Regions from separate parts of the Homo sapiens genome. Here all the other regions are linked to region 1. A link is a contact called in ENCODE Hi-C or POLR2A ChIA-PET data. All regions are on one chromosome and are shown on one strand. The core of a region is the stretch at or near the end of the contact, and the rest is flanking DNA. Distances in the headings are between cores, read along the strand shown. Region 1 holds the start of PRECSIT (p53 regulated carcinoma associated Stat3 activating long intergenic non-protein coding transcript). Region 2 holds the start of ARHGEF7-AS2 (ARHGEF7 antisense RNA 2). Region 3 has its middle 41 kb from the start of LINC00431.

Region 1 (3,637 bases), core at 350-2,849:
CGATGTTTCTGTTTTCCCATTTATGAAGGCTACTGTGCTCTCACCAGTGAATTTAATTACAAGATTTTTAGAAGCAGCTAAAAAAATTGCAACTCAGATGCATCAGTGAATCAGTCCTATTCCCTGTCTGCTAAAGGATGTCTTTTCGTTACCATCATCTGCCGCAGGGCTTTTCTGACAGTTCATATAATTCAAGATAATTGAAGCCAATTTTGCAAGCAAAACGACAGGAACCACTACATGAAATAGCACATCAAGTCTCTGATTCACAACAATGGCACTATTTCCTCAATGGTTTTAAAATTCTCTTGGCTAGGCGTAGTGGCTCACGCCTGTAATCCCAGCACTTTGGGAGGCCGGGGCGGGCAGGTTGTTTGAGCTCAGGGGTTCAAGACCAGCCTGGGCAACAACGTGAGACCCTGTCTCTACAAAAAATACAAAAATTAGCTGGGCTTGGTGGCGCATGCCTGTAGTCCCAGCTACTTGGGAGACTGAGGTGTATCAATTGAGAAAAATGACAAGACAAGTCTCAATCATTTTAGGAGGTTTACTCGCCAAAGTTAAGGACGAACACTCGGGAGACAGTCTGTACCTTTCTCCGAAGATGATTTTGAGGGCTCCAAATTTAAAGGGGAAAGGGTGAGATAATGACAAGTACACAATTTTCATCTAAGAGGCGGGTAGAGAAAAATAGTCATGCGTTTGGCTCATTGAATCTGCATTATTTTTACACAAGATGACTTAGACAAAGGGGGCAGGGGAACAATCAGGTTTGCATTTGTGTCTGGCGGGCAGGGGTTGACTGCACCTGTAAAGATGAGCTATCGATTTGCATTGCTGTGGTGAAATCTTAACAGAAACACCTTACAGTAAAGATTGCGGAGCTCACTAGGAATTTCCTTGTGGACAAAATATAGGGGAGGTGTGCAGTTTTTCATCTTGCAGCATCTTATTTAGGGACCAAAAGGGGAGGCAGGTTTGCATGACCCAGTTCCCAGCTTGACTTTTCCCTTTGGCTTGAGTTTGGGGGCCCAAGATTTATTTTCCCTTCACAGGTGGGACGATGGGTTGCAGGGAGGATGGGAGCCTGGGAGGCAGGGTTGCAGGGAGCCAAGATCATGCCACTGCACTCCAGCCTAGGTGACAGAGTGAGATCCTGTCTCAAACAAAACAAAACAAAACAAAACCTCTCTCTGGAAGAGAAAGGAGGGACTGTGAAAACAACCGAGGGAACAGGCAGCTTTCATTACCAGCAGCATGGGATCCTCGCCCAAGGCCGAGAAAACACAGGAGTGAAATGACAGCTATAGAGGTACACTCCGCAGGCTGCATGAAAAGGACAAAAACAGTAATATACACACCAGTAAGGAACGGCATTGGCATGCTCCGCCTCCTGTGGGCAGCCTGGGGATGAGGTCATTTTCCAAAACAGGGAGCTGGTCAGCATTTTCCATGCCCAGGGCAAGTTCCCCTTGATGGACAGCACCTAATGACCAGCGCTGAGTCAGTCTAGGAGCAGAAAGACTGGAAACCCTGGAGTAGGGGCCACGTCAGCATGACTCACTCAAGCAACGGCAAATTCTCACAGCAACAACATGAAACGCCCTCCAGGGTGATGACTGTGGGAGCAAAACTGACCGGAACCTGGGCGGTGCATGCACTGTGCACCCTCCTGGTTAACAGCCCCACGGCCCGAGAGCTGTGCTTTACATGAATGTCTTCTGTTAAAGCAGCTCGTGTGGCTTCTGCACCCTGGTGGAGCCAACACACGTGCCTGTCACGGAGGTGAGGAGTGAGTGAGTTCTCACCAGCATTTGACGCTGACCTTCCGGAGACATGGCGTCCCTGAGAGCCTGCAGCCTGCCAGAGCAGAGAGCCACCCGCTGGCCGTTCTGTTGGAATTTCGGAGTTCCTGTCTTTCAGGCAACATCTGCCAAGCGCGGTTTGTGTAAGGAAACCCATTCTGTCGTGTCTGCCGGGGCCCAGGGCGGCTGCTGTGCGGGAACCAGCTTTTGTGGCCCATGGAGCAACGACTCAGTCTGGGGCTCGGCTACTCTCCGGCCCGGGGTACTGGCATTTCCCTGGGGCCCATGGGGCGAGTGCCCCTATTTTTCCCATGAGGCCTCAGCCAAGAGGAGGTTCGGGAAGAAAGGAAAACACAGGTGAGGAGAGAGAAGGGCGGGCAGAGAGGTACCACGCCATTAGTGCTGATGGGGAGAGGCGGCTCCAGCCCGGCACTGCTGTCCTTACGAGGCATGTTTCCTTTTTATTCGGAGGAAGAGAAGCAGAGGAACACGTCATGGAGACGGACCGAGTTGAAGGAGCCAGGGATGGTGACAAGCGGAAGGAAGTGTGTTTTGTCCCCATCCAGGGAAGCTTTTGTTTCATGAGACTTACTTGCGCACGTCTGGTAGCTGCCCTGGACATTCATGGACTTTCGTTTTCACTCAGATTTTGTGGTTCACGTGACACAAAGCATGAGGACATCACTGGGCGAGAGGGCCAGGTCACCCCACTGCCGAGGGGCACGCCCCAGCTGTGCACCGCTAGAGTGGGCTTGTCCAGTCCTCGGACACGGGGACAGGGTGTGCCCATCTCATGTAAGACATGAATAATAGTAGAAATTTCTGTTGCATGAGAACTCTCTGCATTATCCTCACCATTTTCCTGTAAGCGTAAAACGTCTAAAACTTTTTTATGAGCACACTAATTCCTCACTTAAGGTCGTCATTAGGTTCTTGGAAATGGCAACTTTAAACAAAAGGACAGACAGCAGGTCCTCAAATAACATTCTTTCCTTCAACATCATTTCATCCTAAGGAGAAAAAAATGGATTTTGTTACATATCCTGGTTCATTTCCAAGAACCAGGTGGGCATAGAATTGACCAAAGGTGGAGGAGAACAGATGTGCGGCTCCGTCCTGGCTGTGTGGCTCCGTCCTGTGGACTAATGCGTGTGGACAGTCAGGAACACTTTCAGGACAATGTGGGTGGCCTGCCAATGGGACCTATTCCAGAGGTCTGAGAAGAAACCGTTGTTTAACCTAGAATCCTGCTAGGAATCAAACTAGCTTTGACAGGAAAAGGAAAAAGAATGAGGACTCTGAACAGGGACAGACTCAGAACAATTCTTATCCACTCATAGTTTAGGAAATAATCTTACAGCATGTGCTCCACCAGGGTCACCAACTGTCCCAATTTGCTTGGGACTGAAGGTTTGTTTGTTTTTGTTTCTTTGTTTTGAGACAGAGCGTCTCTCTCTGTTACCCAGGCTAGAGTGCAATGGCGTGATTTTAGCTCACTACAACCTCCACTTTCCAGGTTCAAGCAATTCTCCTGTCTCAGCCTCCCTGAGTGGCAGGGATTACAGGAACCCACCACCATGCTGGCTAATTTTTCAATATTTAGTAGAGATGGGGTTTCACCATGTTGGCCAGGCTGGTCTCGAACTCCTGACCTCAAGTGATCCACTTGCCTCAGCTCCCAAAGTGCTGGGATTACAGGCATGAGCCACCGTGCCCAGCCTACTGAGGGGTTTTTATGGACATGGGACTTTTAATGCTAACACTAGGACAGTCTCTGTCAGACTGAGATGATGGTCACTCTTTGGCCAAACACCTCCACCACTGCCCCGCAA
Region 2 (3,637 bases), core at 345-2,844, 250 kb before region 1:
AATGATTATTGAAGTCGGCCAATCAATATTAATACAGTTAATATGCCAAACAACATATTCTTTGATGGCGACATGTTTTTATCAATACAGCATATGACACTTCTTAAAGCTTTGCTCTTAGGGATGGAACAGAATTTTATTTAAGCCTATTTTGGTGAACTTTGCATGCATTTCAACACTTTTCAACATCTGTCTTTCATTACCAGAGGTACCAGTATCCAAACAGCAAAGTATTTTGAATGCCTTGAAAGTCAGCTCCTGCTCCTCAGTCCTCCTGTCTTAAATCATAATTTCACTGTGACATCAGGTTCATTTTTAAGGAACATTTTTATTTCATGGACAGGCAGGCAGCCATTCACTCTAATATGCAGATTCTGTTTTCATAAAGATGTTCCAAGTAAGAAAAATAGCTAAAAGTGGAATGCAAGCCAAATTCATATTAAATAAAATGTTTTCTGACCTCATTTAAAATGTAGCAAGAGAATATGTACATGTGAATGAAAAAAATTAAACATTTTACTTTTTCAAGTCACTTACGTGGCATTTTATTTACAAGTTGTTGTCATCCTGTATGGGGGCCAATACACCCCACTTAAAAACTGAAATCCTTCTTCCTAATTATGGTACACTTCAATTTCTATATTTAACACCTTTTAAATAACTGTTGATCTTAACGCTATATATTGGCCACCCCCACCCCCACCCCACCCCCCGAAGAAACACCCTGGGAATAAGATTTTAGTATTTTGAGCTACAGGGAGACATCGTTTTTAGAAACTCTCCTGCCTCCTCGGCCCTGCTGGCCGGCTTGTGGGCGATGAAAACAAACTTTAATCACTTCCAGAGATTCGGGTCAGGGTTCACACGCTCCAGCCTGGGAACCACCAGCCGGAAGGGAGAAGCAGTGCCTGCAGGACTAAAGGTTCTGTTCAGAACGAGGGAGGGACCTGAGAACGAAATCTAGAATTTTAACAAGCCTTGAAGAGTGCCAGGACTTAGACCCTGTGTCTGCCGTCCTCTCGGCTCGGATAGGTGGGGAATTTTCTCGAGGGGAAAGTAGTAGATCGTTTCACAGCGCAGCCCTCAGCTACAGATGCGTGCCTCTTTAAAAATACAGAGCAACCGGTCAATTAACCTGGGAGGCGAAACTCACGCAACGCCACCGGCAAGAACTGTCCACACAAAGCCAGCGGAGTGAGCCGCACCGCGTCGGAACGCGGTTTCCGATGCGGCTGCTGCCAGGGAGCGGGGCCGGCCCCCCACGCGGAGGGGCAACTTAGCGTTCGGGCGGCGCAGAAGCCCCGTCTCCTCGCTGCGGTGCACTCTCCTTCCCGGGGACCCCCGCCGCCCGCGCCGCCCCTCCCCCCGACCCCGCTCCCCGGCCCCCTCCCCCTGCCCCGCACACAATGGCGCCCCCCGAGCTCCCGCCACGGTCCTGGCGCCGGCCGCGCCGCCGCTCCGCGCACAAAGGAGGGCGCACGGGTTTCCCGAGCGCGGCCGGCCTCAGGTGCTCCGCGCGCATCCCGGGCCGCAGCGGGCCGGACCGGGGGGCGCGGGCGGGGGCGCGGGCCGGGACTTACTTTCTCGATGGTCCCGGGGAGCAGGCGCTCCAGCAGCCTGCAGAGGACCACCCCATCCTTCAGCGACGCCTGCAGAAAGCCCTCCGGGTCCGAGATGGTTTTTTTGGGCGACTCCAGCACCCCCAGAGTGATGAGCCACGTAACGGTTTGCTCGGCGGAATTCATCGCTGCGGCCCGGGAGGCAGGCGGGGAGGGGCGCGCGCCTTCACCTCGGAGCGGCGGCCCGGCCCGCGGCCCCCGCCGCCGCCGCCGCCGCCTCGCCCATCGAGCGGCCGGCGCCGGCGATTGGCTCGGCGCGGCCCAGCAGGTCCGGCCCGGCCCGCTTCTCCGTGCGCCCCGGCCCGCTGTCAGGCGCCTTCTCAGGAGCGGCTCGGGAACCTGCGGGCGCCCGCCGCCGCCCCCCGGCCTCGGCCGCCGTCGCCCAATGACATCACCGCCAGGAGAAGAAAGACGCGGCCGTCCGCCCGGCCCGCGCCCGGCCCGCGCCGCCCCGCGCCCTGCGCAGCCTCCGCTCCAGGCCGTGCGCGGGGCGGCGGCGGCGGCTGGGAGCGGGCGGGGAAGGGAAAGGGGAAGGGGAGCGGGGAGCGGATGGGGAGGGAGCCGGGGGTGGGGGCGGGCGCGCACCTGCGCTTACCTGCCCCGGGCCCGCCGTGCGCCCCGCGCCCCTGGCCGGGGCACTCGGAAGCCTTTGTTTATGTTTTGAATTCGTGAGCGTTGAAATGATGAAGTACTTCCCAGAATGCTCTTTTTATTTTTGCCGGTTTTATTTCAAGGTGGCGGGGACAGGCTGAAAACGAGACGTTTGTTTCGCTTTGCTACCTTGCAAGCCGGTCATGACGGAACAGAAATGATGGTTCCATCTGAAGCCATATGGGTCTGAATCGGGAGGAACCGACTCTCCGGAGCGCGGCGCCGACCTCACCGGCAGGGCAGGGGCCTGCGCGACTCTGCTCTAGACGGACGGTGACGCTTCAGACCCTGCCGGGGGAAGGTCAAGGAAACGGCGTGGCCTGAAGTGGGGCTGTGCAGAGGGCCGGGCCGGGCCGGGCCGGGCGCCTGGCTGCGTCTCGGGGACGCCGAAGATCTGGGCTGTGAAAGCAGCAGGCCGAACCTGGAGAGCCCAGACGGCAAGTGTCGCGTCATGCGCGAGCTTCCTCGAACAACTGATGACACGCACACATTGACATGCGAGGAAGAAATGGAGCCTCTTCTTAAAAGGACACGAGTCTCCACTCACTCCATCCACTGTCCCTGGGCGCTCCCCCAGTTTGCTCGCTATGACCCGCGGGCAGTTTAACAAGCAAAGCACTTAGTCTATGCCAGGCACATACATTAATCCATTCAATGACAAAGGCTAGAAAGCATATAAAGCTTCCAAAAATAATCAGAGGCTTAAGTCGTCTCCCCCTGCCTTCTGCCGGTGGATTTCTCTTGCAATCACTAATTGCTTTTATTTCTAGCCTTGAGTTAAGTGGTTAAAATTTTCTTTGCAAATACAAAAAATATTCAAATGGCAGTATGAATTCTGGATTACGAGGACAATGTGCTCAGTGATAACAGCGACTGGTTAGGAACCGTCACAAAGTGCTGTCTACTGCCTCGCCTCCCATCATGGTCCCCTTTTACTGATCAGATGCCGAACAAGTGGCAGAGATAAGACCCAAAGCTCGGCTCCTACCAGGAAAGGCATACCTAACCCGTTTCCTACTGCTGCCCTATAAGCTTTCTAGGAAACAGGAGGGCAATTAACAGCTACATCAAGGCTTGTACCCAGTGTCTTCGTGGAAGGAAAGATGTCAACCCGGGGCGTGGTTGTACACCGAGACTTCTGTTCACTTTCCTTACTGCTGAATTAGAGAAATAATTTAATGCAGTCCTTACCATTTCGAATCCTACTAAATTCGGTTTGATACTTATAAGGTGGTAGACTTGAGTAAGATTCAAATAGACTCAATTAAATGGTCCTATAGAAAGCCAATTCTAGGGAGTGACCTTACGAGACCAGTGAAGCAGAGAGCCAATTCTTGTCGGACTGGAGACCCACAGTCCAGGTATTA
Region 3 (3,637 bases), core at 386-2,885, 140 kb before region 1:
CAGTGTTTTGGGATGCTCATGGCATAGTGCCTGTTGACTTCTTGAAGGGCCGGAGAACGATAACATCTGCTTATTATGAAAGTGCTTGTAAAAAGTTAGCAAAAGCTTTAACAGACAGACACCTGAGAAAGCTTCACCAGAGAGTCCTCCTCCACCACAACAAAGGTTCTGCTCATTCCTCTCATCAAGTGAGGGCGATTTTGCGAGAGTTTCAATGGGAAATCTTTAACCATCCACCCTGGATAGGTTCCTTCTGACTTCTTTACTTCCTAATATTTAAAAAATCTGTAAAAGACACCCATTTTTTCCCAGTTAATAATGTAAAAAAGACTGCACTGACATGGTTAAATTCCCAGGACACTTAGTTCTTTAGGGATGGACTAAGTGAATGGTATCATTGCTTACAAAAGTGTCTGGAACTTGATGGAACTCGTGTTGAGAAATAAAATCATATTTTAAACTTTTATCTCTTAATTCCATTTTTTCATAAACTTTTTAAAGTCCTCTCATATGTGAGAAATGTTTCTAAATTACATCTTATAGTTAGTTATCATAGACATATGGAAAGGCTATTTATTTGATTCTATTAATCAGTATATTCATCATCACGCTAAACTTGAGGCTAAGGGTTAATGCTAAACTGGGCCTAAGGATAAGATAGTGGTAATGGTTCTGAAATGTATTATTACATAATGTATAATGTAACAATGTAATTTTCCTGACTTGGATAGGCATTTTGTAACTGTGTGAGAGAAACCCCTCATAAAAAATGCATAAAAAATGTACACTGAGGCCATTTGGGGGCGATGGAACATCATGACCTCAACTTATTCTCAAATGGTTAGGGTGAGGGGAAGCATTTTATTGTAGTGCAAGTGACAATTTTTATATACGCTTGAGATTTTCTAAAGTGCATTAAAAATAATATTTGAATGGGTACAACATGTCATTCTAGTAATGGATGCTCTAAATGCCCTGACTTCACCACTACACAAGCTATGTATGCACTTGCACCCTGATATGGTTTGGCTCTGTGTCCCCACCCAAATCTCATGCTGAATTGTAATCCTCAGTGTTGGGGGAGGGACCTGGTGGGAGGTGATTGTATCATGGGGGCACTTTCCTCCGTGCTGCTCTCAGGATAGTGAGTTCTCACGAGATCTGGTGGTTTGTAAGTGTGTAGCACTTCCCCTTTTGCTCTCTCTCTGTCTCCTGCCCCACCATACAAAGACTTGCTTCCTTCCCATTTGCATTCTACCATGATTGTAAGTTTCCTGAGGCCTCCCAGCCATGCTTCCTGTACTGCCTATGGAACTTTGAGGTGATTAAACGTATTTTCTTCATAAATTACCCAGTCTCAGGTAGCTCTTTTTAGCGGTGTGAAAACAGACTATTACATATCCCATAAAGCTATTAAAAATAACAAAATCCCTTGGCAACGCCTGCTGCTAAGAAAGTGAAGTCTTAAAGAGAGGACAGGAATAAGAGTGTTTAGCCAAGGGCTTTTGAGTGTGTGTTACTGTGAGGTCGGCCAATTCAGGCCTGGTGGGAGGTCTCCCGCTGACAGTACAGTCTCCTATGACTCAGCCTCAGCCAGCGAAGGCTCCAGAACAGTCGCGACGTCCTCGTGTGGAGCCTTCAGTCCCACAGACAGACTCCTTGCCTTGTTCCCATGGCTGCCTTTGGCTCCTCATATAATTTCTCCTCCCACTTGACTTTTCTGGAAGTTAGAATCCACAATCAGCTGCCAAGTAAGATGATTGTGGTCTCAGTAGAACTGCTTAACAAATAATGTAGACGTACTCTTCCAGGGAGAGGTCCGGACAAGCCCCTTTTTGAGCTCCTTCCCAATTCTGTGACTTCTGATAGAAGAATCAGGCACCGGGCACAGAGTGGCCTGGGTACTGAGTCCAGCCACCTGTTCCTACTCCCACCCTCTCTGCTGAGCCCGAGCCCGGAGGACCTCACAATTAAACCAGCTCAACTTTCCGGGCAGTTGATTTCAGGGAAATCTTTAAATAGCAGCAGCTGTTGCTTTCTGAAGGAAGTTTCTGGGAAAGTGTCTATTTAGTTCAATTAATATTTTGGAATTTTGCTTAAAAATACTCTATTTTCAGAAATATTGGACACTAATGTCATAAATCAGTTTAGTCACATATTAGGAATTATTATTAGTACTTTAATACATGTGGAGAAACGAAATGTACACATGGACAGTGGCCAGGGCAGACATAAAAACAGAGCTTGGACACACAGCCTGCAGCTGCTGCCCCGGAAGCCAGCTCCGGGTGGAGACACAAAGCCCAGCCTGGGCAGCCGTCTAATGCAGGTCAAACTTGCAGGAAGTCAGATTGCAAACAATAATTCTGGAACAATCGGCCCGATGGTCCAGACTAGATTAATAATTTCCCAAATTTTTGTCCCTACTTCCAACTCAGGAGCAAGAATAGAGAGCCAAACACGCTCCCTCACCGGTCACACGGCGTGCCTCATTCAGCCACAGCCTGCAGCATCCTCAGGCCAACAGCCACCTTCAGGGCGTGCCTGCAGGAGCCTCCCCTTGTCTTCATCATAAATCTCTCCCACTCCCCTGCCTGCCTTCCAGTACCTCTCAAGCTCTTGAGACGGCAGCTGATGCCCTCGCTACAGCAAGCTCCGAATGATAGGTTCTGCGTTTCTCGTCTGAGTGGTCTCCTTTTACTTCCACAATATTTAAATATACTTTGATTCACATTATTGCACCTGATTCTACACATCCCTGCAAGTAGGGTACAGCAGGCGTTTCTTGTGTTTTTGAAGGCTTGAAACTTCCAATTACTCAGCTAAAGCTACGGCGAAAGAGAAAAATGATCCAATGATACTTGCTGAAGAGGGAAAGCAGAATTTACTCAAGGGGCAGTGGCCACAGGTTCAGGGACTGCTGCTGTGGGTCTCGCAGTGGAGGGAGATGAGCTCAGCTCTGATGACAGCACAAGCACTTGGAATTTGTAGCTAAGGAGTAGGGTGGGGTCAGTGGATGGAAAATGAGTAAGCGGAAATCTCAGGGCCATGGGGGATTGTGGCCAAATCCACCTAGCAGGATTCCTGGGGAAGGCAGGCAGGATGCTTGGATGTCACCTGGCGACCATGGAGGCTGAGAAGCCCACTCAGACATCGAGGGTGACTGAGAAGGGAAGATGACCCTGCATATTGTAGGGAAAGGTCGGAAACAGTCACCACGGGGCAAGCCCATCAAAATTCAGTGGCCCTCGCTGAGATTTTACACATTTCAAAGCCTTTATTTTCAGATTCAGATATCATAAAATCAGGCAAATAAAAATCTTTTTCCAATTTTTGTCCTTCATGATGATCCTATTCTGAAACAGATCTCAGAGGGTCTACGAGGTCAAAATTGATTTTGCAATAATATTGAGATTTCATTTATGTTAACATGCAATGTGTTTATTATTGCTGCTTTCCAGTGAAACAATACATATTTTTTTAAAAGTTCTCAACCTCAGTGTTGAATGTAATAAATATGGCTATGACCTACATAAACAGAAGCTGAGGTCTTTGTTAAGTTCTAAGAGTGTTAAAGGTGCCCAGAGATCAAAAAGGTAAAACCACCATTTGAGGACAAAACTACCTTTCTCCTTAC

What was found. A loop is a pair of places that touch in the nucleus more often than their neighbours do. ChIA-PET counts read pairs that join two places held with the same protein, here RNA polymerase II (POLR2A). Pooled maps may share reads with other maps.
Region 2: a loop to region 1 is called in a map of chondrocyte, with 5 times the contacts of the local background. The contact joins the promoter of ARHGEF7-AS2 here to the promoter of PRECSIT in region 1. A Hi-C loop is called at or near these places in 1 of 168 maps with a recorded cell type or tissue (chondrocyte) and 3 of 50 pooled maps. POLR2A ChIA-PET finds 5 or more read pairs at or near these places in 1 of 52 experiments (HEK293).
Region 3: a map of cardiac septum shows a loop between it and region 1 (7-fold over the local background). The contact joins the enhancer-like site here to the promoter of PRECSIT in region 1. A Hi-C loop is called at or near these places in 2 of 168 maps with a recorded cell type or tissue (aorta and cardiac septum) and 7 of 50 pooled maps.

What each region holds. Positions count from the first base shown.
Region 1 is chr13:110,868,270-110,871,906 of GRCh38, reverse strand. It overlaps PRECSIT (p53 regulated carcinoma associated Stat3 activating long intergenic non-protein coding transcript), which reads left to right and starts at 1,599. Exons shown (of 1, transcript NR_027701.1): 1 at 1,599-3,637. RefSeq lists enhancers at 1,299-2,498, 1,856-2,542.
Region 2 is chr13:111,113,635-111,117,271 of GRCh38, reverse strand. It overlaps ARHGEF7-AS2 (ARHGEF7 antisense RNA 2), which reads left to right and starts at 1,594. Exons shown (of 2, transcript NR_046667.1): 1 at 1,594-1,725; 2 at 2,354-3,460. It overlaps ARHGEF7 (Rho guanine nucleotide exchange factor 7), which reads right to left and starts at 1,962. Exons shown (of 22, transcript NM_001354046.2): 1 at 1,581-1,962. The coding sequence starts at 1,745. RefSeq lists a silencer at 2,000-2,089.
Region 3 is chr13:111,004,914-111,008,550 of GRCh38, reverse strand. No RefSeq gene overlaps it. Among named protein-coding and RNA genes, the nearest start is that of LINC00431, 41 kb to the right of the region's middle. RefSeq lists a silencer at 1,109-1,238. Within about 2 kb of position 1,635, at least 27 of the 41 ENCODE cell types and tissues checked have a DNase peak (open chromatin) inside an H3K27ac peak, as active enhancers do.